7 separate regions of the Mus musculus genome follow, and all the other regions are linked to region 2. Evidence: chromatin loops called from intact Hi-C (ENCODE). Cell type or tissue: heart. All regions are shown on one strand. Each heading gives the region's core, and the rest is flanking DNA. Links, peaks and the distances in the headings are about the cores only. Region 1 overlaps Gm40108 (a long non-coding RNA gene). Region 2 holds the start of Gm32803 (a long non-coding RNA gene). Region 3 has its middle 4.2 kb from the start of Ttf2. Region 4 has its middle 53 kb from the start of Ptgfrn. Region 5 holds the start of Ptgfrn (prostaglandin F2 receptor negative regulator). Region 6 has its middle 75 kb from the start of Cd2. Region 7 has its middle 44 kb from the start of Gm40107.

Evidence for each region. Hi-C counts contacts between places; a loop is a spot of excess contacts. Peaks named below come from ENCODE experiments on the same cell type or tissue, not always from the same donor. Only the 100,000 strongest peaks of a DNase experiment are listed, where the experiment ranks them.
Region 1: a loop joins it to region 2, with 3 times the contacts of the local background. A loop is called at or near these places in 4 of 42 quality-filtered maps.
Region 3: it touches region 2 in a loop (7-fold over the local background); 40 of 42 quality-filtered maps call a loop at or near these places.
Region 4: it touches region 2 in a loop (4-fold over the local background); 9 of 42 quality-filtered maps call a loop at or near these places.
Region 5: a loop joins it to region 2, with 2.3 times the contacts of the local background. A loop is called at or near these places in 12 of 42 quality-filtered maps.
Region 6: it touches region 2 in a loop (2.3-fold over the local background); 8 of 42 quality-filtered maps call a loop at or near these places.
Region 7: it touches region 2 in a loop (2.3-fold over the local background); 3 of 42 quality-filtered maps call a loop at or near these places.

What each region holds. Positions count from the first base shown.
Region 1 is chr3:100,914,456-100,918,834 of GRCm38, reverse strand. It overlaps Gm40108 (a long non-coding RNA gene), which reads right to left. Exons shown (of 3, transcript XR_867505.1): 3 at 3,615-4,025. Among named protein-coding and RNA genes, the nearest start is that of Trim45, 5.8 kb to the left of the region's middle. In heart, for the core only: a CTCF peak has its summit at 1,890 (motif pointing left); no DNase peak of the experiment used is centred there.
Region 2 is chr3:101,293,479-101,297,857 of GRCm38, reverse strand. It overlaps Gm32803 (a long non-coding RNA gene), which reads left to right and starts at 1,250. Exons shown (of 3, transcript XR_375904.2): 1 at 1,250-1,573. In heart, for the core only: a CTCF peak has its summit at 2,136 (motif pointing right); DNase peaks (open chromatin) are centred at 2,197, 2,597, 3,149 and 3,917; H3K4me3 peaks cover 322 bases; H3K27ac peaks cover 374 bases; H3K27me3 peaks cover 373 bases.
Region 3 is chr3:100,971,667-100,976,045 of GRCm38, reverse strand. No RefSeq gene overlaps it. Among named protein-coding and RNA genes, the nearest start is that of Ttf2, 4.2 kb to the right of the region's middle. In heart, for the core only: a CTCF peak has its summit at 1,954 (motif pointing left); no DNase peak of the experiment used is centred there; H3K27me3 peaks cover 194 bases.
Region 4 is chr3:101,161,032-101,165,410 of GRCm38, reverse strand. No RefSeq gene overlaps it. Among named protein-coding and RNA genes, the nearest start is that of Ptgfrn, 53 kb to the right of the region's middle. In heart, for the core only: a CTCF peak has its summit at 2,208 (motif pointing right); a DNase peak (open chromatin) is centred at 3,240; H3K4me3 peaks cover 803 bases; H3K27ac peaks cover 3,668 bases.
Region 5 is chr3:101,108,336-101,112,714 of GRCm38, reverse strand. Ptgfrn (prostaglandin F2 receptor negative regulator) reads left to right here and starts at 2,549. Exons shown (of 9, transcript NM_011197.3): 1 at 2,549-2,623. The coding sequence starts at 2,575. It overlaps Gm52612, which reads right to left and starts at 3,749. Exons shown (of 1, transcript XM_030252967.1): 1 at 975-3,749. The coding sequence starts at 2,805. The coding sequence ends at 2,164. In heart, for the core only: no CTCF peak of the experiment used is centred there; DNase peaks (open chromatin) are centred at 2,314, 2,924 and 3,634; H3K4me3 peaks cover 2,543 bases; H3K27ac peaks cover 3,172 bases.
Region 6 is chr3:101,211,151-101,215,529 of GRCm38, reverse strand. No RefSeq gene overlaps it. Among named protein-coding and RNA genes, the nearest start is that of Cd2, 75 kb to the left of the region's middle. In heart, for the core only: no CTCF peak of the experiment used is centred there; DNase peaks (open chromatin) are centred at 2,499 and 2,969; H3K4me3 peaks cover 355 bases; H3K27ac peaks cover 2,073 bases.
Region 7 is chr3:100,771,693-100,776,071 of GRCm38, reverse strand. No RefSeq gene overlaps it. Among named protein-coding and RNA genes, the nearest start is that of Gm40107, 44 kb to the left of the region's middle. In heart, for the core only: no CTCF peak of the experiment used is centred there; a DNase peak (open chromatin) is centred at 2,651.

The DNA.
Region 1 (4,379 bases), core at 212-4,211, 380 kb after region 2:
CCTGCATAGTAGGCATTTGATAAAGACATGTTAATAGGGAGGCAGAAACTGGTTATCTCAAATAATGAGAAAACTTAACAAGACCATGTTCAACCACGAATTTTGTGGATACACGATATGGGTTGAGACCATATGGCTAAGATGTACTAACTGTATTCCTTTGTCAGAGCTGATTCATTTCTTGCTCCATGATTACGCATCGCTTCTCCTACTGGGGACTCCAGACATCAAATAGTCACAGGGAAGTACAAAAGCCACAGGGGCAGAAGAGCAGAACTTCTGGAAGTGGCCAGGTCCATACAGTAGCTAAAGATTTCAGCCCACTCCTAATGCCCAAGGCAGGAACAGTACTGAGGGCAGGAGAGCCAGGAAGGGAGGATGCTCTATCGGGAGGTCAGGAAGGCTGGCTCTGATGCTGTGTGATCCGTCCAGCAGATAGAAAGGCTCTGGTGGACTTACCCTTTCACCACCGTCATATCTGTCCCCATCAGTCACTATCCCTTTCCGCCTTGATTGCTCCTGACACCTCTAGTCTAAATGTCCAATCCCATCCCAACTTGTGCCTCATCCCCTCCTAACTATGAATCTTTCTCACACTCACACTTCAGTTTCACCTTCTGTCTGTGCTCCTCAGCCGCCCTTTCCTCTTCTTTTTAGCTAAGGTTCTGGAGAAGACCAGTGTGGCTTGAATGGAGTGTCTCCCATAGCTTCATTGTCTGACCACTCAGTCCTAGTTGGTGGTGTTGTGTGGGGAGGATTGTCAACTTTTCGTTGGTAGAGACTCGCTGGAGGAAAAGGCCCTCTGTGGCTGGGTGGGGTGCTTTGAGATTTTTCTAGCTGCCCGAATTCCACTGTGCTCTCTGCTTCTTGACTTGCCCAGATGTGAGCAAGCTGCCTCCTACCCCTGCCAGTGCTGAGAGCCACTAGGCTGCCATACTTAACCCACTGCGATGGACTGGGTCTCAAACTGTGAGACCTGTGAGCAAGCTGCCTCCTACCCCTGCCAGTGCTGAGAGCCACTAGGCTGCCATACCTAACCCACTGCGATGGACTGGGTCTCAAACTGTGAGACCTGTGAGCAAAAGCCTCCTCCCCTGCGCTTGCCACCGTGACGGTGCCAGATCCTCTAGAACAAGTCACAGACCGTTGTGAGCTGCCATGTAGGTGCTGGGAATTGAACTTGGGTCCCCTAGAAGAGCAGCCATTGCTTTTTAACCACTGAGCCATCTCTCCAGCCCCCTGTGTTGGCTTTTATTAGTGTTTTATCAAAGCAACAGAAAGCCAAACTAGAACACTATGCATCTCAATTTTCTTCCTCTTTCTTTTACTATGTAGCCCTGGCTGGCCTGCAACTTGATATGTAGGCTGACCTTGACCTCACAGGTATCTGCCTGCCTCACTGCTGGGATTAAAAGTGTGCATAACCAACTACCAACTGCTTCTCCCCTGATGCTGCCTTCTGCCATTACAATGCCCCTTCACTTAAAAAAAAATTTTTTTTTTTTTAAAAATTATGTGGGTATGTGCACACGAGTACAGATGCCCTACAAGGGCAGGGGCATCAGATCCTATGGAGCTGGAGTTACAAGTGCTTGTAAGCCACCCAGTAGGTGCTGGGAACTGAACTCAGATCCTCTGGACAATGCTGTTCATCAAACCTCTAACCACGTGGGCTCCTGTCTCACTGCTGCATTGCTAACATGGGCCACAGGGTCTGAAACACACCGTATCCTATAACGAATAAGAGGTTGAGACTTGTGGTTCATATCTAGAAAATCATAATATCAGTACAAATCATCGGGGAAATGCATTGCTAGTTCAGATAGCTTATTTTTGTTTCTGAGGTTAGCACGGCCCGATTCCTAACATGCGACTCTTTAGTGCCATCTAGTGGGATTAGCTTGTATGAAAATAGAAGCACCAATAACTTTGTTTAGCTCTTTATAATAAAAAAATTAAAATTGGGCTGAGACAGGGAAGGAAGGGGTTGAACAGGCTCCAGGACTCAGCAAGTTCTAGATAGTTTGGCTTATTTAAAAATTCACTGCTGAGCCAGGCATGGCACTTGCCAATAATCCCAGCCCTTGGGAAGTGGAGGCAGGAATAGCAGGTTCAAGGTCATTAAAGAAAGGAAGGAAAGAGGGAAGCAACGAAGGCAGGAATAGATTATGAGGTGATGTAATTATGAGAGACAACAGGCATTAAATAGTTCCCCGATACTGACTCTTGGTGATAAATGGGCAGCTTCCAACCTTGAGAAGGTGACAGTTAGACAGTTAGAATGATGTCAGTTTTCAAGCTCTCCATAGAGGCGAAGGCTGGACTCAAACTACACAAGGCATCGGCCCCACTGTAACTTACCTACCTGCTCTTGTAGAAAAAGTCTTCATGGTCTTATTTTTGACGTTTCACCCTTTGGATTTGACTTCTGTTGACTGGCAAGTGTCTGTCATGGTCCCCACATAGACTCCGGTTGACGCAGTCAGAAAGTGTCAGTCTCACACTGTGGACGCTTCATTTACACTCGCTCATGTCCTTCTGTGAACTCCCTTTATGTGGTCATCACACAGGAGCTCACTATTCATCTTTCTCGAGAATAAATATTTTTAAAAGGTATCTGGAAGATTATATATTTTCTTTTAACAACATGGATAAATGTGTTTTGATTATATTAGTTGCACATATCTTCCACATTAAAAAATATATAATTGACTAAAATGAATAATATAAGGAAAATAACAAATGCATTTAGAAGTCAGATTTCATATTATGTGTGGTGTCAATGCTTGTCATTAAAATTGAAGCCACAGTTCTGGAGTGCTCAAGCTGATGTGGTAAAGAATTGGTCACAAGGCTGGCGAGATGGCTCAGTGGTTAAGAGTGCCGACTGCTCTTCCAAAGGTCCCGAGTTCAAATCCCAGCAACCACATGGTGGCTCACAACCATCCCTAGTGAAATCTGATGCCCTCTTCTGGAGTGTCTGAAAACAGCTACAATGTACTTACATATAATAAATAAATAAATCTTAAAAAAACAAAAACAAAACAAAAAAAAAGAATTGGTCACAAAGCATACTTTGTGCTCCCAGTAAACACTGCTTTTTAACCTAACAAGCTGTTTTCCCTGTCAGGATTCCTTTAGTACTTGACTTTAGTAAACTCGACACTTTCTGAGGTTAATTTGGAAAATGTTGGGGTTGTTTGTTTGTTTGGTTGGTTTTTTTGTTTGTTTTTTGTTTTGTTTTTGTTTTTGTTTTTGTTTTTCGAGACAGGGTTTCTCTGTGTATCCTTGGCTGTCCTGGAACTCACTTTGTAGACCAGGCTGGCCTCGAACTCAGAAATCCATCTGCCTCTTCCTCCCAAGTGCTGGGATTAAAGACGTGTGCCACCATGCCCGGTGAAAATGTTGTTTTAAATTGGACCTTTGGTGTGGTCCACTTTTGCCCTGGTTAGTTTCATGGCTTGCTCCTTGTCAGGATGGCATGTCAATATGGGCAAAGACTAATTGAGAGACCTCCCATACTCACAGGTTGGCAGAATCGATAGTGTTAAGATGGCTGCCTTACCAAAAGCAATATAGTCAATGTAACACTCATAAAAACTCCAATGACATTCTTCACATAAAGAAAACATTTAATCCTAAAACTTGTGGAAGTACAAGAGATCTAAGCAGCTAAAGCAGTCCTGATTAAAAGGTGCAATTCCGGAGGCTGCACAAGTCTGCTACAGCCAAGTAACGAAAGCAGCATGGTACCACTGCAGACCCATACAGCGTAGATATAAGCCCATGTGGCTGCACCCGTCTGGCTCTTGACAAAGGAACCAAAACATTCATTGGAAAAAAAGGGCAGCGTTCTGCAACAGTGATATTAAGGAAGTTAGAGAGCAACACTAGGTCCTTATCTCTCACCCTGTTCAGAAACCAACTCAAATTGACATAGGGCCTGGATGTAAGACCTGGAACTCTGGAACTTCTTCCGGTTGTAGGTGTTAAGCAATGGCTTTCTGCATCGGGCTCCAGGAGTCCTGGAAGTAAGAGTAAGAACTGATAAAGATGCACTGGACTAAAAGGCTTCTCTACAGCAGAGGACAATGGCGTAAAGAGGCAGCCCACAGAATAAGAGGAAAATCCTCGCCGAGTATTAACCTAATGGGAGTCACGGCTATCATACATACAGACCTGAAAAGGAGGACAAGAGACCAATTCATTCAATCAATAAATGAGCAGTGGAAATGAGCACACTTTTAAGTGAAGATATACACGTGAACACGCACCTGTGTACAAGCTACATGCAAACACATGAACAATAGTCAACACCCTTAGCTATCAGGGAAATGCAGACCAACTACATCGAGGTTCTATCTCACCTCAGTCATCAA
Region 2 (4,379 bases), core at 153-4,152:
TTGCTGCTCTCTGTGCCCACCGTCCAGACCTGACGTTTCAGGTGTGTGAGCACATGATCGGGAGCCACTTGGCTGAAGTACTAACTTTGCAGGAGGTGGAAGTGAACAGACTTTCAAAGATGCCCAGGGCTCTGGCTGAGGTTTGGGTAGAATGGAGGTCTGGAGGGCACACAGCTGCAAGTCCTGTGGCACCCAGGGCTGCCTCTCTGACATGATTCCCATCAAGAAAGATGCCAATCCCTCTTTTCTCCGACTTGTGCTCTGTGACTCTGTAGAACACCGGCGTAGTAGAAGGGGTGCTGTGGCCTCCAGAGGCTAAGTCACAAAGTGCCAGACAGCTCAGCTGCTTCTCTTAGGTGGCTCATCTGTCTGGCTGCCTGTGTTCTAGACACTTCTTCTGAGGGGAATGCCCCACCCTGGGGAGCCACAAACCAGACAGAGGCCTTGTGGGATGTGCCAATCAAGCTTCCAGGTGCAGGCATTAGGCACATCAGTGAAGCCACCATCCTCCATGCTCAACATCCCGCCATCTGTAGCAGCCCAGGCACCTAGTGCCTCCCCTAGCAGGACAGTGAGAAGCCAGGACTCCAGAAGTATCCGGTGCAGCTGTGTCAGGTGGCTGTGTGGTGACTTGCCCCATAGGATAGGTAGCCCGAACACAAAGTGTGACCAGTGTGTCTTCTGAAAGCCACGTTTCCAAGTCCCTGACCCCTGTACTTCCTGAAACTACTAGGTTTCCAGGGTTAGACCATGAGCCCAGTTTTCTTTTCAATGTTAAACCCTATAGAAAGAACCGGACTTCATAGTAACACCCTCTGAGTTGCCCCTGTCATGAACAAGGCCTCTTGGGAGCCCTCCTCTTCCACCTGCCTGTCCCTCAGTTGCTTTCTGACCCCTCCTTCTACTCTGTCTGCACTTCTCAGCAATGATGGAGTCTCCTTTGGTTTGAAGATACACCCAACACGACCTCCTGCCTTACTTACTATTCTCCTGAAGGCCTGTCACTAAATATGGTGTTAATTCATGTTGCTTATTATAAGCCCCCACTAGAACGTGAATTCAAGTATTGGTAGGGCTACTTCCCAGGGGTCTAAAAGAGTCAGGCACCAGAGTACTAGGTGGTCAGTAAATATTCACTGCAAAAAGAAAAGAAAACCACATCACAATATCTGTTATCTTACAACACGATCGTGTGCTTAGCTCTAAAAAACCGCTTGCCAAATGCCCCGTGAAAGATGTAAACAATGAAGGCTTCTCAGTGCCTTTAGAAAGGAGCACACGACTTCCTGGACCTTCAGCCTCCCTCTGCGGCTTGCCTGCCTCTTTCCTCCGTTGATGGGAGCGTGTGTCCCTCCCTCTCTTCGACAGGGCTCCTTTGCCTAGGATGCTGGAGCTGGCTCAGGCGCAGCACTCTTAGCTTCAGTATTTTATGTCTAGGTCCACTGATCACACTCCCCAGGTCCCCAGGTCCCCGGGTGCCTGCCTCACCTCTTTCCTCAGTCTGGAAAGCAGAAGGATGTGTGCCTTGGTGTCTCTGCTACTCCTGGCTTATAGCTGGCTGCTGTAGGTACAGGTGGGTATGGGGAGTTTGAGGAATGGGGTGCAGGGGTTGGGGGACATATCAGGTGGTTGGATTCTGTTGATTTTGAGAACTAGTTCTAAGAGCGGTAGGATGAATGCATACACCCCTGAGACTGGAGAGAACATAGACCACAGAAACAGAAAGTAGAGCCAGGACAGGCCTCCTGGCTATATCTCTGCACAATGCACTCAGCGTTTCCAAGCTGAGTGTCTTCTTTATCTGCAAAACTGTTTAGCCAATGCTGGGCTCGAACTCCTGTTCTTCCTGTTTCCTTTTCCCTATTACAAGGGTGATGATATTTTGCCAGTGGTCAGATATATATATATATATTTTAATGGCAGGGTCTTGTCTTGCTGTGTAGCCCAGGATATATCTTCACATTATTAATCCTCTTGTTTCAGCTGGAAAGTGCCGGGATTGTGCATGTGCCACCATAACCAGCAAAAACATGCTTTTTAAAGGGAGAGGAAAGTAGACTGAAAAACCGCAATTCAAATACAAGTTTGAGTGTTTTAACTCCGGGCAAGGAAATTAGCAAGGGTGCAATTCAGGTTGTTGCCAGAGGGTGGCAGCAGGAGACAGGGGCTTAGCCTGAAGGTCTTTTGCAACAAAGCGGTCCTGAAAGCCGCTGGAGCGAGCTAGAAGGAATGTGGTTGCTGGAGATTTGCGCTCAGCTCTGCCTTCTCTCCTGCCGGGGAATCAGGCCTCTTCTGAGCCAAGCCAAACCTAGACGCTTCCCTCTTCAGCGAGTTTCTCTCCTATTTTTTTTTTTTTTTTTTACTTTATTGATTCTTTGTGAATGTCACATCACGGACCTCAGTCCCACTCATCAACCTGTCTCCACCCTTGCAACCTCTCTCCAAAATAAAAATAAAATACAACAACAAAATCCAACCAAACCAAAAAAAAAAAAAAAACCGCATCTGGTTGTGGAAGCTGTAGTGCGTCACAGTGCGTCTGCTTCACTTGCAAATGTTCACTGTGTGAGTCATTGGTCTGCTTCAGGCCTTTGGCTTCTGCTATCACTACTGGATCCTCACCAGGACTCCTCTTGGATATCCTGTTGTTGCCCTGTGTCATGGGGTTCCTGCAGCTTTGGATCTGCAGGACCTGCCCTTTCTCACGCTTCAGCAGTTCGTAGATGAGGTAGATTTTGGGGGTAGACCAACTCAAAGTCCTGAGTGCAACTCAAAGTCTGGGACTGGTGAGCCTGCCACCTCTCCAGCACTGCCCTGACCAGGCTAGCTCATGCAAAGTCAAGGCTGGTGAGGGGTGGGGTCAGCTCTCCATTGCTCATGGCTGGGGGTGGGGGTGAGCCTCAGGGAACACACACACACAAACACACACACACACACACACACACACACACACACACACACACACACCAGGGACAGTTCTATTGTGCTGCCCAGGCAAGGCACAGGGTCTACCAGCTCTGCATAGCCCTTAGACATTAACACCGGCTCAAGCAGGAACCTAGACCATGGATGTCCACAAGGCCTTTTGTGATAATATGAGCCACCAACCACCAACATCAACACCGATCCCTGCTGCGGCATGGCCATAGACCCAGACATGGCCCTCAGTGCAGCACTGGTCCAGACTTCACTATGGCTGGGCAGGCTACTTACATCAGGCTATCCTGCATCAGGCATGCCATGCAGTGGACAGCGGGCCATACTGTGGTTAGGTCATGCATCAGGCCAGCCTCTGGGTGAAGCATCCTTTTCATTCTTGCCCTTAACCTCGCCATATTGTTTGACAATTTCTGGTGATTTGTTGTTGTTACTGCTATTTTTTAAAATTGTTTTGTTTCATTTTTAATTTAATACTTTTATTCGTTCTTTGAGAATCCCATACAAGCATGCAGCCTTCCGATGTTTGCCTTTGAGACAGGGTCTCTCTGTGTAGCGTGCGACTCAACTCTTTGGGTGCTGGGTCATGCGTGTGCATCTCAGGCCGTAGCGACCTCACCTAGCCATTACCATAAACTTCAGAGACAAATTGAGCAGGTAGAATTGTTTCCTCTTTTGATCACCTCAGCGCTTTAATCATGAGGAAACAGAGGCACAGAGAGACTGCTTCCATGATCAGAGAGACAGCAGGCAGGAAATGTGAATCCCATCCACGGAGCCTGCGGCTTCTAACTTGGAGCCGTTCTGTTCAGCAGTGGCTCCTGCTGTTCACTGAAGGTCTGCATGGACTTCCAGCATTCTGGTCACTGTGGTCACCTTGGCTAGCCGGTGCCAGCATCCCTTTCCCTTCTGTCAGAAGCCTCAGCCTACTTCCCTCTACCCACACAGCAGTAGCACCCACTCCGTGAGCTGCTTCCAAGTTAGCTGTTGCGAAACACCCTGTGTCTCTGTGTCATGTATGTCTTGGGCTTTCAGCTCACAAACTCACAGGCTCTGCTGGTTTTACGTTGAGCAATTCTGAGATATCACCAGGAGGAAACAAGAAGCAAGGAAAAGTTACACGTACCCAAGTAGTCTTTAAAGCTTCTTGGTTTACTTAAGGAGCTAGGCTGGATCCCAGGGTTCCCAACGGCCAGGCTGAGGCTCCACAGCTGAGCCATAGGTGCTTCCCCGCCTACCCTCAGGATAAAGAGCTCAGTGTCCCCCATTACCACACTCTTAAACAGCACCTCCCAGCCCCTGCTTCTCTGGGGTTTCCCTCTTCACAGTTTCAGTTACACAGTTCAAAAACCTAACATGGAAACTTCCAGAAGTAATGAATTTATACACTGCCCATAACTGTTCTCATGCCTTATTGCCACTGTTGTTCAATTTTGTCATTA
Region 3 (4,379 bases), core at 101-4,100, 320 kb after region 2:
AGAGAGGCTTCTTTTGTGCAGTGGGTAATGGTTAACACAGACTCATAACTAACCTAAGTGCTGAGTATAAACAATGGAGCGCTCAGCTATGGGTGAGCATTTGCTCTGAAATAAAATAGTGCAATGCAGACTGCTCTATTCCAGCTCCTAGGTGAAGCCAGGAAGGAGCTGTGGGGTGCTATCACCAGATCTGTGCAGGTTGTCTCAGCCACTAAGAACCCAGCATCTGGAGGGGCTCAGAGGTGGTTAATCTTCAGAACTTGGGGTAACACATTCCTTCTCAACAGGAGAACTTAGCCTGTGCCCAAGTGCCATGTGTTACCACCCAGAGAAAAGGCAACTTGGGGCAACTGTGTATACAGCCACATCAGCCTTCTCATCCTGGTGTGTGTGTGTGTGTGTGTGTGTGTGTGTGTGATGATTATAGCCTTAGGGAAGCAGCGAGGAGTACTCCTGCATACTAAAAACATTAGAAATTAGGGTCAAGAATCAAGCTAGAATTAAGTAAAATACCTAATATGGAGAGAGCAAAAAGGAGAAAGGACTTAGCTTAAGTATGAAATTAGATAGAAAACAGAGGGTGGGAGGAAATAGAAAGATCCAAAGAAGAAAGGATTAATTACAGGACGGGGTTAAACAGCCAGGCTGAGAAGCACGCACATATAGAAGATTATGAAAGAGACAGACATGTTATCCTAAGGCCACTCTATGGCAGTGTAATGAGATTACATGGGAATAAAAATGGGGGAGGGCACCCCAAATCCTACCATCTCATATAAGCATAATCATTATGATTCTGGTGCACTCTCTTTGTCGCATCTCCCTGTGCACTTGCTTTTAATGGCATTTTTGGAGTTTTTAAATCATAAGAGCGATACATGCTAGTTGTACAGAGTAGAACAGCAGAGATCTGCCAGCTAGCCTTCCCAGAGGGATAGAAATAGAGCCGTGTAATACAGAGCTTTAAAAGTTTATGGTTTGATGTCTCAAAATATTGGCATGACTACAGTCGGAGTACACAAACAATATTGATGTGTTCCACTGTTCCATTCTAGTTTCTCTGATGTCCTTGGGGTGGACCACTGATACACTAGACAGTATGGCTGAATCTCAAAGGCATCACGTAGGGAAGCAATAGACATGCTCTGTGACTCCATTTATAGATGCTCAGAAGGCAACGTTTTGAAGATGGAGATCATTAGGTTGATCTCATTTTCAGGACCATAAAAATGGTCTTAAACTGTGGGGAGGGGCTTGGAGAGGGCACAGCTAGTGAAATTCTTGTCACATAAGCACAAGGACCTGAGTTAGGATCCCCAGCGCCCGGAGAAACCAGGTGTGGCTGTGCATGCAGACACATGGATCCCTGGAGCTTGCTGGCCAGCCACTCTAACCAAGGGATAAGACTCAGGTTCACCAAGAGATCACGCCTCAAAAACCAAGATGGAGAACGACAGTGGATGATATCTTATGTCAAGCTCTGCTCTCCATATGCGCACGTGCACACACACAGGCACACAGATGTATGTGTGCACATATACATTATACACATCATACCATATACAAAAAAAATGTTCTAAATCCAGTTGGCAATGCAACTCTACACGTTAAAAAAAATGCACGACGATGAATTATATACAAGTAGGAAAAACTGCTCTGAACAACTCTTGGCATCATATTTTAAGAACAGTGAAATTTGGAATCTAACACTGCAAAATTTTGGTACAACAAAATCATTTGTCAGACTGAATGACAGTTCAGCTATAAACAGATTTTTGCCCACAGTAACATCTTGATTGTTCCTTAATCAAAGGACAGGTTTAAAACTCTCATATATCTGGAAGGCACCAAACAAAATGAAATCGAGTGAGCAGTAAGGATTTGTTAGCAAAAGGAATGAAACAGAAGTGGGCAGGCCTTCTGCTTGGTTTTCATGTTAATAGGCTGCCACCTAGTGGTTTCTTGTAAAATGGCTTTTACATTTGTTTTATTTAGTCTTATAATTTGTTAAGCATGCCACTGCAAACACCTAGATGTTTGATGAAATGCAAGTGAACTATCTGAGTCACTGAATATATTTTAAAATTTAAAATTTTTGCCTGGCAGTGGTGGCATATGGTTTCCATCCTAGCACTTAGGAGGCAGAAGCTGGTTGATCTGAGTTCAAGGACAGCCTGGTCTACAGGGTTAGTTCTAGGGCAATCAGGGCTACAAAATGAACCCCTGCCTCAAAAAAACCAAAATTAATAATAATAATTATAATTATAATAATTTTAGCACACTATTTTTTGAGACGATATCCTACACATCTAGCTGTGTAACTCAGGCTAGCTTGGTCTCTCTATGTAGTTTGCCTTTAACTCAAGGCAATCCTCCTTCATGCTGGGGTTACAGGTGTGAGCCACCAGACCTGACTATGTTAAATCTTTAAACCTAGGAATAAAGAACGCGTGTTGCTAGGGTAGTTGTGAGCACTAAATAACAGCCCTCATCTTACAACACACCTCAGAGAAAGCTGAGATTTGACAACTTCCCTTCTCAGAATGTGCTGCAGGGCAAAGATCTGTCACATGCCAGTTAGAATGAGGCTCTCCGTTTGCAACAATCAAAATGCCCGAGAGTTTCAGAAAATCGGGTGCTGGATGGGGTGGTACTCAGTGATTCAGTACTAACTTAGCATGCTCAAGGCATCCTGGCACTGTCTCCTCACCCCTACCCCACAGAATAGGATACTTAGAACTGACAGCTGGCTAGAAACCCTCATATACAATAAATGAGACTTGCAGAGCTACTAGAATCTGACAACTGGCTTGAATTTTAAATTGCTGGATACTTTTAAAAATGATGCTGACAGGGGTGTTAAGGGGTTAGTGTCGGAGCGCACCCTCTCACCTCTAAGGAGTGCCCAATGAGGCTGACGTGTGTCAGCCAGCATGGTGCTGAGTATACTTGCTTTCAATTCCTCAATAACTAACATGAGTGTATTGTCCTGGATTCACAGATTAGGAAACCCATCTGCTTCAGGGTCACCACCGATTGTGAGTAAAGTGTGTCTACTACCAAGTTCTTCAGCCACTAGGCTATTTACTCAGCATGTTGGTATGCCTACCATTTACTTTCCACACGGAAGCTTCCAGCACCACTTACAGAGATGGCTCAGCGGTTAAGAGCACTAAATGCTCTTCTAGAGGTCCTGAGTTCAAATCCCAGCAACCACATGGTGGCTCACAACCATCCGTAATGAGATCTGATGCCCTCTTCTGGGGTGTCTGAAGACAGCAACAGTGTACTCATATAAATACATCTTTGGGCCAGAGCCAGCCAGGCTGGAGTGAGAGAAGTGTCTGAAGACAGCTACAGTATACTTACATATAATAAATAAATAAATCTTAAAAGAAAACAAGCAAACAAAAAACCCCAGCTCTCTTGAGACCCAATTTAGTTCTCATAAAAGTCACCTATTCTAAATCAAGCATGGAGATGCATGCCTATAAACTCATCATATAGGAAGCTGAGGCAGGAGAATTGTATTTTGAAAGTCAGCCTGGGAAACATACCCAGTTCAAGACCAGGTTGAGTTAATCCTAAGACTCTATCTCTAAACAAACAAACATAGCTTTTTTTTAGTTCAAGTGCAGTCACTGTCACAATCCAGCTACAAATTCCAACATAAACTGTGTTTAGGCCAGCCCATAAGTCAATAATTTCTATTGTTAACTTGTACATTTAAAACATCTAGATTTAGGATTTACTCAAACATTTGTTCTGAGTATGACAAGGCTATTAAGAAACCCAAAACTTACATCCTCTGCTTCATTCCAAATAGAAATTTATATACAGTTCATTCTCAGAGGTCTCTCCAGATGTTTTCAGGCTAAGAACATATATGAACTATATATGCACAAAACCTGTACTTGCTTGGCTGTCCCACTGGTCCAAAACCACCCCTGTTAATATGATCCGGGGTCTAAACGTTTTTATTTAGCACATCCTAGATTTCTAGAAGGAACATTTTTCCTTGCTGTATGTTATCTGTGTCCATTTTTACTTACTGGATGTGTGCAAGGCGGCTGAGCAGCTTCAGAGGAAATGGTGTCTGGAATGACGCATTTGAGACCTGGACTTTGTCTAGTCTCAAAGTCATCTTGTGCAGGAAAGAACCTGTAACCTGGGGCTGGAGAAATGCCTCCGAGATTAAGAGCTCTTGCTGTATGAGTTCAAATCCCAGCAACCACATGGTGGCTCATAACCACCTATAATGAGATCTGGTGCCCTCTTCTGGCCTGTAGGCATACATGGAAAAGAGGGAGATATATATCTATCTATATCTATATCTATATAGAGAGATATCACCAGACTTTTGGGTACTTTGTGAATTT
Region 4 (4,379 bases), core at 273-4,272, 130 kb after region 2:
ACAGCTGAAGACCTCAGTGGACAACACTCTCAGACCCTGGGGCGGCCATGTGTCTTGAGGGAAGAACCTGAATGGAGGGTGAACTCTATTTTGCAACAGCTGCGTTTTTTTGTGGCCTCTACTTTAGCTCCTACCTCCTGCTTGAACCCCTGCCCCGGTGTCCCTCAATGATGGGCTATAACCTAAGAAACCCTTTGCTCTCAGGGCAGTTTTTTATCACAGCTGAAAGATGGTGAGGACAGAAGAAAGGGAAGCAAGCAGAGAGGGAGCAGACAGGGCAGGCTGGAATTAACTGAAGCACAGGAGCACGTTTTCCCACCCGCAGGACCAAAAAATGGTGGAATGTTATCAGCAAAGCCACTCCCAGAGATAGCCACTCCCTGACATTGCTTGCCTACCTTGGCCCCTTGAGTCAAAAGTTGGAGGTCACTGTAGAAGAAAGCCACTGCTGTCAGGACATGAGGCGAGCACCAGCAGTCTGCCAGGCCAGGGGAGTCATAGCAACCTCCAGGAATATTTGACTCCTCTGCCCGGGAGTGATACTTTCAGATGTCCACAGGGAGAGTACGTCACATGGCCCACCATGGTAATGGTTTTGGGACTAGGTGCCAGCCTTGTTTCCATCAAGACAAGAGAAAGGGTGCTGTTGAGAACTGTTAAGGAACACTCACTACATCTGTGTGAGACTGATGTTTTAATGTGCCTCAGTTTACCAATCTGTATAGTGGGAAGGACAGCACCTATCCAGAGTGTGAGAAATGATGTGAACGCACATACAGCATTCTGGCCATTGAGTGAGCCAGCACTGGTGACATCCTGGCTCTAATCTGAATCGAATAAATGTACGGGACCTGACATAGCTCCTTTGATTCTATTATTTTACTTTATAACACAAACACATTATGTATGTTTTTACGTCTCAAACATAACATTAAATGATAAGGTATGCACAGTTGACGTTAGGCGTGGTTGACATTCTTAGACTGATTTCAAATACGTAAATATACCAAAATACTAAAAATGTGGTCACTCTGGTGGGTGATGGCTCCGGTGACAAGCTGACTTGTGTGCAAGCATCAGGACCTAAGTCTGGATCCCTAGCACCCACGTAAAAGCCTTATGGTGGCTTTGTGTCCTTAACCCCAGAACAAAAGGGGTGGGGGCCGGAGCAGGATGGAGACAAATGGATCCTAAAGCTCACTGGCCAGCCAGCCTACTGCTGAACTGCTGAGCCTCAGGCTCAGGGGGAAATCCTAACCCTACTCCCACCCACACCAAAAGGACCAATAGTGTTTGCATCTCAAATGCTCTGTCTGGCTTCTGACAGGTGAGGTATTCCATGTCTCATTCAGACACTGTAGCCTCAGAGCCTGTAGCAGCTCCAAGCCAGCATTGTTACTTTTGGCCTCCACACCTAGGCATACTGTGTACAAATTCCACCCCCACACAAATAGATACATTTTTAAAGTTGTAATGGCCAACCACAATGACTTGTACTGACTTGGAAACTCTGGAACATCAATCTGATTAGTTCAAACCAGACGTGGAGTGTGAGTCACCCAGATAAATCACCAACTCTCTGGTCTACTTGGGGAGTGATGGGGGGATGGCCTATGCCTGGACTCACCGCGTAAACAAAAGTCACCCTCATTTACTAACAGAGAAGATCTATTTCCTGCTGAGCACTTCTAGTAGGGGCTTTGGGGCAAAGGGTCAAATACGCTCTGCTGGAATCTGCTTCCCTTCCCCATCAGGTTTGGCGCTGCAACAGGCTCTCCCTGGCTACAATGTCATCTGAATGAGACTCTGAAAGGCCTCACCTGCCAGAAGCCGGACAGAGCTTTTGAGATGCAAACCCTATGGTCCTCAGAGATGAGAGGATGAGAGAGAGAAGTCACTTTCAAAGCACTGCCTGCCCCCTACTATACACTCGCTAAGCATACACTGCTTGCTCAATCTGCTACGAAAACAGAATTCTAAAATAAGCTGTAGCCTGCTCTCTCAAATTGGAACTTAGAAGAAGACGGATTGGTGTATTTGAGTTAGCTTCATCCTCTTGCACGTACACCCTCCGCCCCACCCCGTACCCACAAGGGCAGCACTGGTTAACAGAACCAGTTAAGGACGGGAAAGACAGACACCGATAATTACGAGGGCAGGCTAGAAGCTGCATGAAAATAAAATACACAGAAGCCAGCAGATGGCAGTTAATCATAATTTTTCCTGCAATTTCTATTAATTGTCGAAGATTCTTCATTCTGTCTACCCATAAGACGAATGATACGCTGATATGGCATAATAAGTAATGTTTCCCCTTTGAGATATTAAATAAGCGTGCTACATAAAGGTTCCCCTCCCACATAACTAGCCCCAGACCTGATTTTTCTCATGCATGTATTTATCATACTATAGCACGCCATGCATATGCATGCCCATATATCTGTACACTCCCCGGCACGCTGCATGCTTGATCAATGTATAATGTTAAAGCCAACGCCCGGGTTCATCTCCAGAAGCAAGACTGAATCAAGGAACTGTTGTTCCTAAAACAGTGCCGAGAAACAATTTAAACCACGTTGTCTGACAGAAATAGCAATGCAAAAATACCTTAGGGAGGCCACTGGGGCAGTTTCCTCTAAGGCTCTTATTACAAGCATTAACAACGTGCACGACCCCTTCCTGGCTGCTGTCCCTCACCCGCCAACCCTTCTAGCCTTTCCCCTTCCCTTCCCTCCCTCTCCCTGAATTTCCATACTGCCTTTCCTTTCCAGATGTCTAGTTCTGTCACTCTGCTTCTCCTGTTCTCTCTCTCTCTCTCTCTCTCTCTCTCTCTCTCTCTCTCTCACACACACACACGCACACACACACACACACACACCAGCCCGCATGTCCCTGGTTTCCTGAGTCTTGCAGGGACAGATGCTGTACCAGGCAGGGTTCTTGATTTCCAACATTACAAATCGACTCTTAGGTAGAAAAAAAAAAAGGAAAAATTATTGGAGAGCACTCAAGTAGTTCACAGAATCGCCAGGAAGCCTGGGAAATTTGGCTCGGTGAACAGGCACGAACCAAAGGATTTGGCACCAAAGTGCAGAGCCAAGGTCACACCATTGAAAACTACCCAGTGGGACTGCCACCAGCATCCAGCTCACCAGTCACTAATGACCACCGCTGACAGTTGACTCTGCGGCGGGATGGTCTACACACCTGAGACCTTTCCTTGGCTTCTCCCGTTCCCAGTCTGGGCTTCAGACCCAATGCCAAGGCCTAGAGGGCGGGCCTTGCGCACAGCTTTCCAAGAGCAGAGCTATGGCTCTGGCTCAGACCACAGCAGGGTCAGGGCACACAGCCCAGAGGCTGGGCGGCTTAGCAGAGTGCAGGACACTGTGAATCTGGAGGGACACTGGATGACACAGGCCAGGTTAAAATCGGTAGCCTCCCTCCACCCTATAGGTTTGGAGATCTGCGCTTCCTAGCGGAGCGGGAATAACTCCGGGGAAAGTTATTTGGCTGGACACATCAGGATTAGTGATCCCAGCTCTGGAAAGATAATGTCTAGTGAGATCCTGCTGCCGCTCAGGCCCCTCCCCGTCCACTCAGTCGCTTCTCAGTCTCAGTCCCAGGCTGAGCAAGGGGCTACAGCTGGGATGTGAACGCTCTTTGTTCTCCGGTTCACTTAGCCACCCTCCATTGCTGCTCCGGAGGACCAGAGGACCGCTCTCTTGACCTCCCACATTTTAACCCTTAATGGAGACTGGTTTCTTTCTAGGGACCAGATTTGCAACCAGATTCCAGGTCTGGCCACAGGCTTTGCTCTCTTCTGCCAGCTGTTCCCAATTAGGAGCTGGTTTAAGCAATTTGAGTGTCTGAGGGTGTCAGTCAACAGGAGTATTTGTTAGTATTTAGTTTCCCTTAGGATCTTAACCCCAGAACTAATGGATTCTCTAATATCCTGAGTTACGAGGTGATTTTTGTAGGTTTTCCAAGAAAGGAGAATAAAATATATGAATAAAATCTCTAGGCAGTGGGCCTGGCGGCCCCTCCCAGTACATGGTAAGTGATGGATGCAGTTCTCTGAGTCATCCTGACAGGACTCTGATTTTGCCTACCTTCTTGGGTCGTGGTGTTAGCTCAGTTCTCATGCATGTTTTAGTGAAGGGTCTTTGTGTGAATCTTCCTGACTTTTTTTTTAAGGTAGGGTTCTGGGGGAGTTCTAGCATAGAGTGAAAAAAGGACTACACACACCTATATTCACTTGGTTTCGGTTTAGTGTTTGAGCATCTATTATAGCCCAAAGACTTGATTATTCTAGAATTGCAAAAAAGTCACAACTCGGTCCTATGGATCTCTTCCAACAAATGGCATTTTTTTTTAGAAGA
Region 5 (4,379 bases), core at 300-4,299, 190 kb after region 2:
CTCATGATAACAGCTGACTGGTTGCCAATCAGTCAGCTGACAGCCTGGATCCACTTAAGCCTTCTTTGCACTTGCCTTGCCTGGATAGTCTCATTTATTCCTACCAGTTCAGTTGCTCACCACAGTTATTACCGTGATTATAAAATGTCCCATTAGTTTAATAATACTTGGGTGCTGAGATGGGAGGAGAGAATGATTCCCCTCCCCCTTCCATCATGTTATGTGTACACTTACTGTAAGTCCCTCCATGTAGGTTCCATCTAGTGAGTTCCTGGACTGCCTGACTTACTATACAGTTAAGCTTTGGGGAAGGCAGTGAAAAACGTCTCCAGTACTGACTGCTTCCTGGGTGGGTCGTGACTGGACTTTGCACTTGCTGCCACACCCACTAAATTACCCTGTAGGCTATGGGCACTGGCAGCAACTGACTCACCAGGGCTGCAGTTCCAGGGTCTAGCTCAGAGTCTCTTCTCTGACTGCATGTGGAAGGCTTTCCAAGGTCCAGATTTTTGTCTGTTAAACAAAGGGCACAGAACTCCTCTCCAGTGAGGAGGGGATGCAAGTTGACAATGTGTCCGCCTCTTAGATCCTCCAGTTATTAGGCAGAGGTGGAAGCAGTATACATAGTGTGCTGAGCTGACTGTGATCAAGTGCCAAAATGTGCAGGCCAGACGTTAAGCATTCTGGGTGGTCAGAACCCGGAAAGATTGATGAGCTGAAGGCTGAGCTGCTGGAAGAGCCAGGCCTTACGTTTTCCCGTAGTTCCAGCATATTTCAAAACTTAACATGAGGCTCATATTCAGGCTTGATAGAATGGAAAGAAACAAAAGAAAATTGACCTTCCTACAGAAATTCTGGGAAAAAGAACAACAGGAACATGGATAGGGGTGGGGGAAACTCTGGGAAAGGCTTGGTGGCAAGACAGAAATTAAAAGAAAAAAAATATTGAGGGGGAAATATACTCAACACCAAAGTTACCATACCATTTTATCTCTGTTTAATTGTTACCACTTTGTGACAGTAAGTAAACCTCCATTGTTGAACCACCAGGAATTTGTTTATTTTGGTCTTTTGAAACAGGGTCTCCTGTAGCCCAAGCCGGCCTTGATCTCTGTTTGAAGCCAGGGACGGATGACCTTGAGCCCATCCTGCCTCTACCTACAGAGTGCAGTGGAGGTCACCACGCCTGGCTGGGAATACAATTTTAGGAGTCTCTTTCGGAAGGGTTCACACCTGGCCAGTCAGTCGCATGTCAGTTGGCAGAAACGAGAAACGCTTGTGGAAATCAGAACAAGCTTAATGTTCTGCACCAGAGAAGGCAGTTTCCCCAGGAACATCTGTGATTTGTTTTACATATATTAATGAAAGGCCCGGGCGACGGAGGGGGTCACTGGATACCAGTGAGCCTTTCTGAATGTCTGATTCATCCTTGGGACGTTTTAAACAAGGAACGCTGATTTTCCCCCCAGAGCTGTGGAGTCTTTTGTATTCAAATCCAAAGCACAAAACTCTATTGTGGGAGGAAAAAGAGTCTTTAATGGAAACCCAGTTGTGTCCACTTAAAGCAATGAATATAGTCTCAGGCGGCAGACATACCATTTGAAGCACTACGGCTAATAATAGATGGTGTGGGTTTTCTTTTCTTTTCTTTTCTTTTTTTTCTTTTCTTTTATGGGTACCTTAGTTGGAAGTTGTTCTAATTAGTACCACAGGGACCCTGGAGAGGAGGGAGGTGGGCCAGGAAGGAGGCAGGCCCACCCAACTACAGGGTGGTGGGTTAGAGAGCCTTGTTGAATTTGATGCTTGGCTGAGAGTCCCTTGCCAACTCTCCCAAGCACATCAGGCCTCTGGACCATGAGGGGGTGGGAATTCACTGCCTTTGAAGCTCTTTCATTCCTATCTGTGTAATTATTTTTAGCAAGGGCTAAGCAGGTGGCTGGTGGCATGCTTAGCTGGAGACCAGAGGGTGTACGTGTGGGTTGCTGGCTGCGAGACACTCGTGGGGATTCCACCGCGAAGGAATGCCGGGCGTCCCGGGATAGGGCCCAAAAGATGAGGTTTCCAGACAAGTCTTCCAGGCCAACTTTTAAAGGTCGGAGGAAAGTTTTTCGAGGGCTGGGGGCCCGAGGGGAAGGCTGAGTGGGCTCGGGCGTCTCCTCCCCTTTAAGCGGGTGGCCCCAGCGCCTCCTCCGTTACCTGGAGCGGGGAGGGGCTTGGGAAAGTTTGTGTTTGTTGCTGGCAAAGCGCCGGGTGGGAGGCGCGGGCGGGCGGACGCCACGGCTCTTCCCTTTTGCTTTCGGGAGGCGGTCCGGGTTGCTGCGCCCTGGGATCGGCGAGGCCGGCTCCGGGGCCCGGCGGCTGGCGGAGGGCGGGAGAGGAGGAGGAGGAGGGCCGCGACGAGCCAGGTGCGCACGTCCGCGCCGGCGCTGGGCTCGCTCGGCCAGCGGGGAGAGCGGAGCAGGCGCGCGGCCCGGCGGAGCAGCCGACTCTGGAGCAGCCGGAGCTGGAGGAGGAGGAGGAGGAGCGGCGGCGGGGAAGGAGGAGGAGGCGGAGAGTCGCTCCCGCCGGCCGAGCATGGGGCGCCCGGCGCCGAGGCCGCTGCTGCTGGCGCTCCTGTCGCTGGGTGAGTGCGCGTGGGGCGCGGCGGGGCGCGGTGGGGCGCTGGGTCCCGGGGGGGCGCGGCTGCCGCTCGGGGCCTGGGGCACCCGGGGCGCCCGGGGCGGCTCCCGGGAGACCGGGATCCGGAGCGCCGGGCCGCCGGCCGGGCGGGGAGCGATGTGGGGCCGATCTGAGCCCGGTGCACATCCTCCTGGGCCCGCGCTCCCAGTAGCCGGAGCCGCCCGGCCTGACCGAGCCGGGTCCTCACGTGTGCCGGGGGAGTGGCTCGTGGCCGGTTCTCCCACAGCGCTCTCTACCTGTTGGCCACCGTGAGCCGGGCTCACCTTGAACTCCCGGCCCCGGAAGGTGCGGGCGGCCCCGGCCCGCGTACCCGGCTGGGCGGAAATGTGAGCCTTTGCTGTGTCCCGCCATAGCCGAGGCCGGTCGGGATCGCTCTTCATTCGCTAGCCCATGCTGAGTTGCTTTTCCAGGGAAGCAAGAGAATCCAACTTCCTTCCACGAAGGTCACTGGGTAGCCCAGCGTTACTGTGACAGTCTTGTACCATCCCTGCCATCTAGCCAAATCTGCCTCAGTGTTGCCTTCCAGCGTCTCCTGAAGCTAGCTAGGCTCGGATTTATACACAAAGACCCGAGAGCCCAGCTTTTCCAACTTTTCTACCTGTTACTTCCCTCGTTACTGCCCCCTTCTCCTTTACCCTCTGGAAACCCTTGGTGTCTCTCAGTGGTTTGGCCCAGTATCCCCTCACCCACCTAAGGAATCTTTCCTGGGCTCCCCCCCCCTCCATTTTCCATTCACTCCTTACACAGACACCATCTTCACATAGATACACAGGGTGATCTTAACCAGCCACTTGATGTATTTATTTAATGCCTGCCTTGGTTCAGGAAGGCAGATCCCCAAGTGTGGTTATATGCGTGGTTCCCTGTGACCAGTGGCATCTAGGACAAGCAGAATTCCAGACCCAGCCCTGGGTTCCCTTCCAAGCCCCTGCAGACGATGTATCTCAAGCTTTCCCAGAGCACGTGGTGTGTGTTGCCTATCCCAGCCTGGCCTCAGCTGCACAGGGGCTAAATGACTGCACTTCTGATGGTGTGAGGATCCCCGTGGGGACCTCCTGCCACCACTCCCCTTCTGCTGGCATTAGGACTTTACTGTCCCAGCTCCCCATGAGTCCTGGCTGCCTGTGAACTAGCCTTTCTGGCTGCTACTGTGATACTTCACCTCCGAGGGGTTTTCTGGAAATGACTCCCTCTAAGAACTCCCCTAGACATAATTCTCCAGCCACAACCCATGTACAGAAAACATCCAATAGTCTTCTGTGGTTTCTGATCTGCCAGGCATCAGTCTTTGCAAGTTGTGTATTTGTTGCATATTGCTGGGGACAGTCGCCACCATTTAATTGGCTTATACGTCTGGGTCAGGCAGGGCCATGGCCTATGGTTGCACAGATTCCTGGGGCACCACTCCCATCTGCTACTCACTTTGTGGTTTATGTGACTGACTCTCCCTAGAGTGGTCAGTGTGTAGTCTGTGGATGTACCAGTTGAGAGGGTAGCGTGAGGTAGAAGTTTAAAAAGGATGCCCTTGGGGGCCTAGGGTTGTAGCTCTGTGCTTGTTTATCTTTGCCAGGTTTTGGATTCCATCCCTCAGACCAAGTGAATAAACAAACCACAGCCAGCAGCCCAGGGTCGGGAAAGCACAGCTTGGGGAATGAATCATGGTGGTATACCCGTGCATCCAACCTTGATGAGACTTAAAG
Region 6 (4,379 bases), core at 241-4,240, 82 kb after region 2:
AAAGTTTAGTCAGACAGTCCAGACTAGGCTGGAGCTCACTAAGAAGCTCAGATTAGCTTTGAACTCTCAGTGATCCTCCTGTCTCAGCTTGGGATTGTAGGCCTGAGCTACATCTGGATTTAAAATCATCTTTATCCCTAAAACTAGATGAATTCCAAGACCAGTGAACGTAACACTGTGTCAGGTACTCTTCTGTTGCTGTGACAAACACCATGATACAAAGCAACTTATAGAAGGAAACGTTTGTTGGGACTTATGGTTGCGGAGGGAGGGTCCATAATGGAGGGTGGGGGCGGGGGAACAGGTGCAGAAAGCTGCAGCAGGAAGCTGGGTAGTCAGCTCTTCAACAGCAAACATGAATCTTAGAGAGTGAGCTGAAGTGGAGCAGGAGTAACCTCCAGTGACAAACCTCTTCCAGTCCAGTGCCATCTCCCAAAGGCTTTCCAACCTCCCCAAAGATTGCTACCAGCTGGGGGCTGAGTGCTCAAATATGGGAACCCATCAGGGACATTTCTCATTCAAACTCACACACAGCTTATTATTGCAATTGACAACATTGTTTGTTCTCAGTGGTAATTTGTAAATAATGCATCGTGCAATGAAAAGAGTCTTCTATTTGAGGAAATACGGTATATGGGTTGATGTGATGCAAATCCAGGATTAGCATCAGCATGACTGGAAGCAAAGTTAACAAAATGGAATTATGGTGATAAATACAACGCAGTCCTGCACTTAAGTTAAAAAAAAAAATCAATTGACCAAGTAAAAAAATGAAGACAAATTGGCTTAAATTCAGTTCTTGTCACAGAGGCAGCAATAGGTTTGAGGAATCTGCTACAGGAGTTAGCATGTCACTAAAGAGCTAATAGCAGCCCAGGCCGTGCTGTCAGGAGGAGCATTCCGGACAGAAGTATCTCACTGTCTTTCTCTGCAGTCGGAGGAGTTTGGAATACTTTATGCCATGTGTTAAGAGGCCCATTAACAAGCCAGAGTACTCACGTTCATTGAGACTGTGCTTTGGGGTTACGACGTGAGGTGACCTGATAAGAAACAGCTTGGGTAAATGGGTTGTTGAATTTATCGTGAGAAAAGTATTGGATGCATTCTTCTCCGGGTGAGTCCAGGGATACTTTTCTTTCATTTCCAGGCCTAGAAAGAGCTGTGTTTTCTCTTTGTTCTTATGGAGACTGGCTTGCAAGGCTGCCCAAGTTTCCCTTTTCACCTTTGCTGCTAGGGAATTCACCAGGCAAGTTTGGTGTCTACACCGAACCAAGTGCAAACTGACAGGAATGTGCTCAGACAGTAAGTAGACTTACTGTGGCTCACCATCTTCTGCCTTTTCTTCATTAATACTTTCCCCATTACTTTTTATAGTATTGCTGTATAATTTGCAAGCCCCTTTGAGTCTCTTTTTGGAGTAAGCTGGAGATATGAATGAATAAACACCAAAATAACTGTGTGAAAAATGAATGCATAGCATATTCAGAGCATCTCTTCCCAGCAAAGGGGACGACAAGAAATCGTTCTCCAGAGATAAGCCTGAAGGAGCCGGAGCTATTTCAAGAAAACAAACAAACAAACAAAACCAGAAAACCCACTGGGAATTTCATATGGTCCTCATTGCACCAGGGAGGAGGAAGACAAGGAAGAGGACTAGAAGAAGAGGGAGGGAGGGGGGAGATGAGAAGAGGGAGAGAAAAGGGGGGGGGAGAAAATAGCAGAGGAAGAAAGGAAGGGAGGGAAAGAAGAGAGGGAAGGGATAAAGGAAGGCAGGCAGGAAAGACTTGCTAAATATCTAAGCTGTTCTGATTAGAGAGCATTGTGTGGGGGCACTGAGCTCCATGCTGTGTGGGGGCACTGAGCTCCATGCTGTGTGGGTGTACTGAGTTCCACTCTGAGTGGGGGTACTGAACTCCATGCTGTGTGGAGGTACTGAGCTCCATGCTGTGTGGAGGTACTGAGGTCCATGCTGTGTGGAGGTACTGAGGTCCATGCTGTGTGGAGGTACTGAGCACCATGCTGTGTGGAGGTACTGAGCTCCATGCTGTGTGGAGGTGCTGAGCTCCATGCTGTGTGTGGGTGCTGACCCCCATGCTGTGTGGGGGTACAGAGATCCCCACTGCAGAAGTACTAATGCTGGAGCTGGCTGGCGGCCACCTGTCAAGGAGATAGCGTTCTTAAGGGATGACGACTTCCGTCCACCTGTGAGTCAGCATTTTGTGAGGAGAAAACAGGGTTGAGCAAAGAGGGACACCTGCTAAGGGAAGAGGCCTTGCTTTTGAGGATGGGATGGAAAGAGGCCTGTAGGGACAGAAAGCTGCTTCTCAGAGGCGGCTGTCAGCCTCCCTGGGGACACCCTTCCAAACACAGCACAAAGAAAAATCAAGAGACATTGGCCTCCAGCCGGCTGGCCAGCTCCATGGTTCTCTCAATCCAGAGACAGAAACGTGGCACTAGGAAGTCCCCGTAGTCCTTTAAAATCCCCATCATCAGCTGGGATTCTGCCCTTCACTCTGATTGGCCAGAAATGACCTCACTACCTCTCACTGGAGCCCGGGCTGCCCCCATTACCCCCCCCCCCACACACACACACACACTCTGGCCCAGTCCCCCTGACTGCAAAATGACAGCATCACTAGCTGGCCATGTAGCCCTGGCCTCAAGTTCACAGTTTCTGGTGGTCTGAGGTCTAGAGACCCCTGGGCTTCTCTGGGCTTCTTCCCTGACTTCATTAGCCATTCAGATTTATGCAGACTTCTCCCTGCTACGTTAATATTCTGTTTCCCTTTCTCTCCACTCTGCTTTTAGCGGATATTTTCCCAAACGGCCTCACACCCACTAGCAGTGTGGTGGACAGCTGGGTATGGGGACCACAGGGGCGCCTGTGCACAGATGGAGCTGGTGGAGGGGCCAGGAAGGTACCCTTCACTCCACCCGCCCTGCCCCGGGCGCCTGGAGCCCAGCTGCTGAGTGAATCAGCCAAGAGTAGGAGGGGAGGCAGGAGAGGCCCCACCAGCCAAGGCTAAACACAGACCTGGCCTCCCCTGGTGCTCTGTGGATTAGGGCCTTTCCTGCCTCTTTCCTGTGTATGTTCTCACTTAGCAGTTTGTCACAGGTCCCCCAGCCACCCCGGGGGGCCTAGTTCTCCATCCATGTTACACAGTTTGTCTTCCTTCTCGATAGACCTGTGTGGGGTGGAAGGCGGGGGGTGGGGGTGGTGGTGGTGGTGGGGTGGGGGAAGCTCCTACAATGTGACCTATCCTTTTCTTCTGCACCTTTCACAATGGGTGACAAGGCCCGGCCAGCAGGGTCTAGGATCTTCTTAAGAATTTACAGCCTGAGCCCTCAGGAGATTGGAGCTCTGCCAAAGCCATAAACTTCGTTCAAAGTGCTGTGTGATGGTTTATGGTGGGAGGCAGACACAGCTTCTTGGCCCTGGGCCTGCCCTCTCATTACAGAGTCTTTCTGTCAGCCATTCTGTTCAGATCCTTCACCCATGGGTGGGCAGGAGTGCTAAGCCACAGGTAGCAAGCAGGTTTAGAGCCTATATCCTGGGGGTCCTCACTCGCAGACATCCTCCCATAACCTAGTACTCAGTGCCCAAGTCCTTACAAATACCAAGGTCTTGACATGCTCAGCTTTTAATGTGCCCAAGTCCTCACAGGCTGGAGCCCCTCAAAGCTGAGGCCCAACACATCCTGCTATTACATGGCCTGGTGCTCCCATGATGCTCCTCCCCCGCCACAGGTGCTCACGCACTATGGTGCCCACCTCGTGCCCTTACACTCAGGTCTTCCCATAGTGAAGTGCTTACATATCCAGGTCCTCACAGACCCAGGTTCTAATGCACTCTAGGTTTTATTCATATGCTCAGATGCCTTCATGCTTGGGTCCCCCACACCCAGGTACCCCCATAACCCAGCTCTTCATCTGCCGTGGTTAATCCTGATTGTCACCTTGACTGAACCAAAAGTCACCTAGGAAAGGACCCCTGTTGTTCCTTCGCTCAGGTCCCTCACACATCCTCGAGTTCTCACACCCCGGGGCCTCACAGACCTAAGTGCACTCCCCAGAGCACCCACACTCAGGTGCATACTCACCAGAGTCTTAAAGACCCAGGACCCCCACTCATCCAGGCCTTAGCCTCATCTGTGTCTTCACATGTCTAGCTATTCACACACCAAGAGTCCATGCAGCCTGTCAGGGACAATCACAGAACGTCCAGAGCAGGGCACACATCCCTATCCAAGGTAAACCATCTAGGAGGGTGAGGAGCTTCCCTGGTGCCCACTGTCTACTAGGAATCTGCAATTGAACTTCAAAAGCAGCCTTTGGGGGACAAGACCACGAACAAGTTTCCTAGAGAGGGCATCCGCGTG
Region 7 (4,379 bases), core at 301-4,300, 520 kb after region 2:
GATAAGGGTTCCTGTCACCAAGCCTCATGACCTGAATTCTATCCCCTGAACCCACATGGTTAAAGGCGAGAACTGACCTCTGACCTCTGCTTGTGCTCACACACAGAGTAGATAAATAAAAATGTAACATATAAAAGAGATGGATTATTCTTCAGGTGTTAATGTCATAATCATACGTAAGTATTTGTTATATCTGAACAGTGGGAAACGTGACATATTCTGCTTCTCCCTTTCATAGACACAGAGGAAAGCAGGCCAAGAGAAAAGACTATTTATACTGATAACTCTGCTCCCCCTTTTTCCTCAGGAACATACCTAATCACGTATACATGCACATTCGCACACACGTATATGCATACATACCTGAGAATATACACATACTTACACATATACACAATCACATATACATACACACTCATGCATATACATACTTATATATACTTATATACTCATATATACACTCTCACATGCACATCCTTACACATACATACACACTCTTGCACACTACACACACTTTCATACACACATACATACTCTGTACACAGACATGCACACACATATATACACACAGACAAGCACACACATGCACACATACATTCACATACATATACACAAATGCACACTTTGCCACACAAACATGCGCACTTATGTATGTGCATGCACGCACACACACACACACATACACACACACACACACACATCCCACCCTGGGATCTCCTGTTCTCAGTACTGTGGAAGCTCTCATCATGCACAGCTAGGGAAGTGTGTGACTGTAACACCGTTTCAGAGGTGCTTGTGTGGTTGTTAATTAGCCTTTCTTTCCCCTTTGAGTTAGGCAGAACTAGGTTTCAAATCTCACTCCGCCACTTCCTAGATGGGAGTCTGGGCAAATTACTTAACCTTTCTCAGCTTAGATTCCCACAGCTATAAAATAAAACCAATAATAGTGTCTCTCTCAGGAGACTGTGCTAGGATTCAAATGAGACAAAGGACCGAAACTATTTAGCAAGCGCTGGCCCACATGAAGTGCTAAATTAACAATAGTGGTGGTTACCTTTCCTCTTCTATTAACTCTTTCCTTTCTAAAGAAAGGTGTTTCCTTGAGCAATATATCTACACTCAAGACAATACTGAAGTTTCTGGGGAAGGAATATTGAAGAAATAATCCCCTGCTGTGCCTAGGTTCATGTTGCAGTTAGGGTCCAGCCTCAAATCTGACTGGTCAGTCTCAATTTCAGCCTAGCTGTCGGGAGCCCGGAACTTAGACTGACCTTCAGTTTCTGAGTTGGAGAAAAATCTGTCAGGGCAAATGAGAATGAAAAACTGTGGTGCTGGGTTCTACCTTGCCTCTCGGGGTGTATTATATATATAAATACACCTAACACCTTTCATCTACCTGTTATTTTTCAGAATATTTTTCAGGTCCTTTGGAAATGTATCAGTAATATGGACAAAGGTTAAGTAAGCCAGGTCCACATCCTAGTAATTTGAGCCTCTTCGCTGGTTTACCAGAAGGTCTTAAGGAAGAAGAAAGGAATAATGAAGATTAGGTATGGATGCTACTCCAAAGTTCGTTTCCTTGTGAGGTGGTCATGGTGAGACAGAAAACTGAGAAATTATCAGTTGTTTAGCACCGGGTTACTTCCCATTACTCTCTGGACTGATGTAGAGCAGAGGGATATTCGCTGCCAGGTCAATGAGACTGGCATGCTGGGGGACTGAGGTGCAATCTCTCCTGCTCTCTTAGGTCTTGAGACAAGTGAGTTGAGTAACTCCATTCTGATTTGGTCAAGCTGTTAGGGCTAGTGTAGGAACTTAGACCAGAGCAATGGCTTCCCGTGAGTCTTAGTTCTCAGCCTTTTGTCAGTCTCCAAACTCAGAAATATTTACTGCAGGACCTAGGAGCTGTTTTTGAAGAGGACCCATGCCCTCAGAGATCACCCTATTTCCTACAACCTCTCTGGAAGAGTAAACAGATCTGACAGCTCCAAAGTCGGACTCCTGGAAACCAGACTGCCAGGCCAGATACACTCCCCGAGCAGTTATTTGAGAGACTGAAAAGGGGCTGGGAACAGAGATTCACCGTAGAAAGGAAACCGCTAACTGTAAGGTGGGTTCCCTTCCATCAGCAAAAGGGAAAACAGCTAATTACAAGACTTCCCAGCAATGGAGACAGCATTTACTTAAAACCGCATAATGAGAGATTTGAGAAGTCTGATTCTCCTCCAAAGGGAACCCACAGAAGTGGTCTCCCCAATGCAAGGTGGGATTAGTGTAAGCCAATATGCTTATTCTTCCTCACTTGACCACCGGTTGGTTCTTCTTAGTTGGGTCTTGAAAACATGAACACAGGGGTCTGAATTTGCAAGAGATAATGGTCAGGCAAGTGGTAAAATCCCTTCCTGTCTTTTGAAACTCTCAGTTAGGTTGGGCGATTTCCTGTGGTGAGCATCACATTTTGGTTTAATACTTTTCCATTCTAGCTCTCTTGATACTTTTGGAGAGATTTTTCTCATCTGTGTACAACTTTTTCTCATGCTTCTCCAAAGACACCAAGTCCTTTAGTTCCTCTCCCAGTCAGTGACAAATACGGGTCACCCTGGCCGGCTGGAAACAGCTGCCAATAGCACCGCACTGCAGGGGCAGCTGGAAATAGTCACAGTCATCACTACTTGGACTCACTGCTTTGTTCTGTGTCAACGTATTGTCAGTCCAAACCATTCCCAGTGTTAACCACCTTGCAGGGCAGACGCCCTGGGGCAATGCACCTTCAGAATGTCCTTTCTTTTATTGTCAGCTAAAACTTTATGGTGCAAGGTGAGCGCACCCAGAGGTATTCCCGTCCATCATTTTACTCTTCATGACGACAAACGGAGCCTACTTAGGACCTGCTCCTTAACGAGCATGCTTAAGAATGGGTCCAGCCCTATGTGAATATGGATAGCCCAGAGCACAACCCCCTCTTTCCATTGCCCTGGTTTCCAAAGCAATGCTTTGGAAAAAAAAACTCGGGTGCTATCCTTGCCTGCTGCAAGTAATAGATATCTGACCGCTCTTGTGTACTGGTTGTGTTTATTACTGCTTCACATTCACCAAGATGCACGCCTGCTGCACTCAGCAGTGCCTCCATTTCACAAGCCAGCGATCTCCTCACCCACCTTCAGAAGGCTCTTGAAAAGTGAAGGCCCCTGGCTACCCATGCTGATCTCTCATCTAGTGTCAAAGTAGAGACAGCCATAGATCTCCACGGGTCTCTACCAGAGTCAAGGTTATGAGATTACTGCTTGCTGACTAAGCAGATGCTATGCTGCCAAGCCTGGAGGTTGTTTGGGGGCTTGTTTCATGGAGAATGTCTTCTCAGGGCTCAGCAAGCCCTTTGGGAACATCATGACATTTTCAGGCATTTTCCATTCTCTAGCCCCAATGCTAGGACTAGGGTTGGGTAAGTTAACTAGTACCACAACAGTTGGATATATAGAAATGCACACAAAGCCGGGCGTGGTGGTGTACACCTTTAATCCCAGCACTCGGGAGGCAGAAGCAGGTGGATTTCTGAGTTCGAGGCCAGCCTGGTCTACAAAGTGAGTTCCAGGACAGCCAGGGCTACACAGAGAAACCCTGTCTCAAAAAACCAAAATAAAAAAATAAAAAAAGAAAGAAAGAAAGAAAGAAATGCACATAGAAAGATATTTACTTATTTATTTTAATTTATTTTATTATATATACATATTTTTATGTCTGTGAGTGTTTTGCCTGCATGCATGTCTATGTACCACATGCATGCCTGGTGCCCAATGAGGTCAGAAGAGGGCATCAGATCCCCTAGAACTAGAGTTACAGATGGTTGTGGGCTACCATGTGGGTGCTGGGAACTGTATCTAGGTCTTCTATAAGAACAGCCAGTGCTCTTAACTGCTGAGCCAGTATCATCACTCCAGCTCCCAGAAAATATTTATTATAAGACTGGCTCATGCAATGGTGGAGCTGAAGCCCGATCTGCTGTCTGCAAGATAGTGGCTGAAGTAAACTCAGGCCTTAGTTCTAGTCTAAGACCAACAGAAAAATCATGTCTGCTTCTGAAGATTCCGGGAATGGCAGTCGTGGTGTCTGAAGGTAGAAGGTGGATGTCCAAATTCAAATGCAGAGCCAAATTGGCCTTTCTCTGCCTTGTTCTCTTCAACCCTCATGGACTGGATGGCTTGGATGATGCACATTGCAAGACTGGAGACGCTCTTCCCTCATCTCCTGACTCAGTGTCTCCTAGAAACACGCTCATGGACGCTGCCAAGAATATGTTTTCACCAGCTCTCTATCATTCCTCAGCCCAGTCAGACTGACACATCAAAGCAACCTTCACAGATTTATGATCCACTGTTAGC